Linked DNA regions of Homo sapiens: region 2 is linked to region 1. A link is an interaction called in ENCODE POLR2A ChIA-PET data of the cell type or tissue named here. Cell type or tissue: OCI-LY7. All regions are shown on one strand.

Region 1 (2,500 bases):
TGACTAATTTGACTAGCCATTTGTTAGAGGATTACTCATTTTAACTTTTGAGTTCCTTATACTTAAAGTAGCTAAACACATTTTAAATAATCTGTAATACATTAAAATATTAAAAATATGCTTTTCTCATTAAAAATACTATCTTTTACCACTTTTATAAGTAGGGTATTTTACACAGTGATTAAGTATCATTTTAGTTTCCTCTACCTAGGTTTTATAAGCTATTAAAGTTATAGACCATTTATCTGTTAATAATGGCTGCTGCTGCTTTTTATGCTATTTTCCTGAGTGCGTTAAAGGTTATTTTTATTAATTAGCCAATATTTCAGCCCACAGTAAGGGTAAATCCTCTCTAAAAAATTTGGTTTTCAGCCTGCTCAACTCACAAGCGATTAAGAAAAAAACAGTTGTGAGAATTCATTAGTGAAATATTTAAGAAACATGTTTTAAGTCTCTTCCCGAGATTTTTTTTTTTAAAGCATGCTGAGATAGCCTTCTCTCACTTTCTCCCTCTTACTTTCACATGACATATAAGCCAAATGGATCAGTTCTTTTTGACAAAGTGTGCATTGTACTGTCATAATTTGTTTTCATGTTTATTATCTAAATTCGATTTGTGTAGCAGTTTGGTAAAACCCAGATTATATGTATGTCTTTTCACTTTGTTCCTTCTTTCTTCCTGTGGTAATTTACTATAATTGTATTTTCCCAGTAAGTCAGATCATATTAGAGACATTATTCCTTAATTATCAGTAGGTGTCCTTGGAATATTGCTTAGCTCACAGGAAGTGGGTGGGGGGGTTTGTGTATATTTTGTTTTCCTAGAAATTTTTATGTAATTCTAGGTTATTGTCAACAACCTGCTTGTAACCAGACAAAACCTTGCTATTTCAATAAGTCTAAGGCTAGTTGTTCTGTCAAACACGTGTCTTGACAGTGAGTCTCAGTCATGGTGATGCATCAGAAATCATCTGGCGAGCTCTTAAAGCAATACCAGTGCTTTGGTACCGCTAAGGCTGTGATTGAATTGAGCCAGGATGGGCCCTGGTAATGGTAGGCTCTACAAGTTCCTCAGATGATTCCGATATGCAGCTCACCTTGGGATTCGTTGTGTGTTAGAAGGAACTAGGAAGCATCCTCCTACTCAGTGGTTTTCAGCCTTGGCTCACATTGGAATCATCTGGGGGAACTGAACTCTCTAATAGCCATGTCCCTTCCCCAGAGATTTTATTGATTCTCTGGGATACTGGTCTGCACATGCGGATTTAATAAAATAGCCAGGTGATTGTAACATACAGGTAGGTTTGAAAACCACTGACCACCGCTTCTGTTTTTCAGATGAGGAATTTGAGGCCCAAACCAAAGAGATTAGGTGACTTGTCCAAGATCCACAGAACCACAACTAGAACTCAGATCTTCAGACTTGTTATCAAATGTTTTTACCAGGACATCACATATTTTTAAGAAAATGTGGGCTTTGGTATTTCAGATGTACTTTTAAAATTATGTCCCTGGCTGCTTAGTCTAAAAAACAATGTTTATTTTATTTATTTTAATACTGGAAATATGAAAGGACATGACTAAGATCCAGCCATTACCTTAGTTATGACATAAGAGACCTTAGGAGCTGAGAATTAGAAACGTTCATGTATCCTATAACTTGTCCACATTTTCTAGAAGCAAATCAGGCAAATAAATAACCCAACTGAAATTTTCTTAGGTTAGATTAACTCCATGTCACTATTTCTATAGCAGGAATTGTAAATGCCTGTGTTTATAACATGGGTCATTCTCTAGGAGAATGTTTAAAAAAACATTTTATTGTTTTCTGGGTTATAGGGTGAATATTATAGAAATTTTGGAAATATATGAGTATAAATAAAAAAATCACTTGTATGTAATCTTATCATCCAGAGATAACAGCACAAACGTTATGTTGCAAATCAAAATGGTGAAATGCCTTTTTAATGCTTGTTATGCGGGTGTTTTCCAGTTGTGCATAGAATAACTTTATATGAAAGGCACTGAAACACACTTCATGATGCAACTGTTGCCTCATCTATTTAACAAATGGTACTAATTGTGCCTATTTATGTAGTTAATAAAAATGTAAAGATAGCTGAAAAGTAGCTTTTCCATGCTCTAATGTTCTCTTACATAACGTCTACCCAAAATATCCTTGTTTGTTTTTTCCTGCCCTTTGTTTTGCTAATTTGCTTTTTTATTTTGATAATACCCTCTTAATGTTTTTACTTTTTTCTTCATTTTCTTAACTGCAGGGATTTCTTTTTTTTTTTTTTTTTGTTCTTTGTCATTATTTACCATGTGTTTCTTTCTCTCACTGCTATTCATTATTTTCCCATTTCTATTTTTATTATTCTGGTCATTGTTAAACATTTCATTTTTCCATCTAGATACTTTGTTAGATCTTGAAGGATTAGCAACTAATTGTCATCCTTGAGATCTCATCTTAACTTTTAATCAGTATTGATATTTCTTT
Region 2 (2,500 bases), 130 kb after region 1:
TGACTGATTTAAAATAACATATTCAGTACCACCAGCTCTGGATTAAAAGAAACCTATACTTTAGTTAGGGGAAAACTTGTAGCCAAAACACAGTGTTTTCACAGCTTCTTTACAGTTTTCTCCATAATAAGTGGGTGTTGTAGAGCCCAGAGGAACATCATTCACATATATGATTTCAAGCAGTATGAATCCCTATTAGCATTACACTAGAAATGTCTGGAAGAACTTCAAATCACAAACCTTGTTGAAATATCCCCGAATAGCCATTTGCCAGAAGCCTGAACTGGCTTTTACCTAAGTAATAAAAGACTCCTGACTATTACTCTGAGGGCCCAGCTAGCTGTAACATCAAATATTTCAATCTACTCCCTAAATTCTCTTTACAAACACAGTCAACCACAGAAAATAAGATACTTTTTTCCAACATATGTTTGTTCACATGAAGTTCACAGGCCTACCAGGCTGTTCACTAGTTTATTTTACATCAGCAGAGAGACTGAGCTTGCCTTCTAGATGAGGTCTTTCCATTCAACCCTTGAGACTGAATGCATATGCGCCTTTAGGATTCTAATAGCTCTTATTTTGCAGTAATTAATCTGTTTTTATTAAGGCCTTTTTAAGATGACCAAATGGGGTTCTGGTATGATTGCTCTGCCTTATGAATTCAAGTTCTGTTATCACTTATGGCTGTCTAAATAATTGATAGTCATTTATGAATAGGCTTCTATGGAAAGTATATTTCTAAAGAAGTTTAAAATGTAGTTTCATTGATTTTAAAATATCTCCCTTGTTTTCTTATCTAAAAAGTATGTCTGCATGTATATGTATGTCTACATATATAAAGAGCCTTCTAAATGTTTATTCCTCCCAAAGAAAATATTTTATGCTTTTCTTAAAGTTTTTCTAAATGTATAATTGAAATTTAAATATATGAACGTATCATAGGTAGTCCAGATATAAGAAGAGCTTACCAGCCCATGTTAAATTCACATATATCGGTATATAGGACAAACATTTTTGCTAGTAATCTGCTTGTTTCTTTACATGGATGTATTATTCACATGGGGCACATGTCTCTTCTATCTATGTGTGAGGTTTTACAAATTTCTCAGTTTGCTTTTCTCTTGTTGTAAGACATATTGTACTACAGTTTGAATACCATTCTTTGAAAACTAAAAGGCTGTATTAATGAAGTGCACCATTCACTCTTGAGGTGATTTTTCATATTGTTAGTATTTAGAAGGAAGTTCAAGGTAACACTTGAAAACAATGCTTGATTTTAGCACAACTCAAATGTGTTTGAAACCATTAAAAGACCTTATTGCCAAATAAGCCAATCTCATTATAAAATAAAGGAGATCTCATTACAAAATGAATTAATTTCAATACTACCATTAGTTTACTAGCTTAAAGGAGAATTGTTGGAATGTTGAATACATTTTATATTAGGACCAAGTATTCAATAGTTTATCTCTGTTAAGATCTCAATTGGAAATCGTGGCTTCACTTCACGCAAGGGTTGGAATTTTAAGGTAGATTATGTGTCTTTAAGATTTTGTGTTTCAACAAAGGAAATGGCAATGTTGAGTTTTCCCACAGTTTAGCTATGTGAAATACTGGGGCTTACAGACAGCTTCAGTTTGAAAGCCAGAGAACCTAGAGTTGTTTTCCTTACAAATCTAAGATTAAATAACCATTTTCTGGATATATTTAAAACAGTGTATGTGAAGATTTTTTTATTTGTAATTTAGTTTATTAAATCATGTCCTTCTATAGGCAGTATTTCTTTTTTTTTGAGATGGAGTCTCGCTCTGTCGCCCAGGCTGGAGTGCAGTGGCGTGATCTCAGCTCCCAGCAATTTCCACCTCCCAGGTTCAAGTAGTTCTCATGCCTCAGCTTCCCGAGTAGCTGGGATTACAGGCATCCACCATCATGCCCGGCTAATTTTTGTATTTTTAGTAGAGATGGGGTTTCACCATGTTGGCCAGGCTGGTCTCGAACTCCTGACCTTGTGATCTGCCCACCTCAGCCTCCTAAAGTGCTGGGATTACAGGCTTGAGCCACTGCGCGTGGCCAGCAGTATTTCTATAGAGGCAGTAATTCAACCTTATGGCATAAAAATGAATCCCAGAATTAATTGATCCAACTTCTAGTAGAATAACAAAGTTAATCATAATGTGTTTGAGATTTCTTTTATTCCTTGATCAATTAAGTGTATTTATATTTTTTTCTAATTCTGTTATTGTTATAGTTGAGAAGGTCAGTAGTCTAAGAGTTTTGATATCTGTCCCAAGAATTGTCACTGGTTTACTAAGTAAATTTAGACAGTATGTTTCAGATAATATATACAATATTATTTTGTCTAATTAAAATTCGTTAAGTTTGTTAAGCATTTACTATAGTCCTGATGCTTTGCTAAGTATTTTAGAGACAGATATATAATTTTTTTTTTTTTTGAGACGAGTCTCACTCTGTTGCCCAGGCTAGAGTGCAGTGGCAC

Evidence for each region. Peaks named below come from ENCODE experiments on the same cell type or tissue, not always from the same donor. Only the 100,000 strongest peaks of a DNase experiment are listed, where the experiment ranks them.
Region 2: POLR2A ChIA-PET joins it to region 1 with 5 read pairs; 2 of 35 experiments call an interaction of 5 or more read pairs at or near these places.

The regions. Positions count from the first base shown.
Region 1 is chr3:105,798,981-105,801,480 of GRCh38, reverse strand. All of the region lies in intron 3 of CBLB (Cbl proto-oncogene B), which reads left to right. Among named protein-coding and RNA genes, the nearest start is that of CBLB, 69 kb to the left of the region's middle. In OCI-LY7, no CTCF peak of the experiment used is centred here; a DNase peak (open chromatin) is centred at 970; H3K4me3 peaks cover 2,269 bases; H3K27ac peaks cover 2,500 bases.
Region 2 is chr3:105,665,981-105,668,480 of GRCh38, reverse strand. All of the region lies in intron 18 of CBLB (Cbl proto-oncogene B), which reads left to right. Among named protein-coding and RNA genes, the nearest start is that of CBLB, 200 kb to the left of the region's middle. In OCI-LY7, no CTCF peak of the experiment used is centred here; no DNase peak of the experiment used is centred here.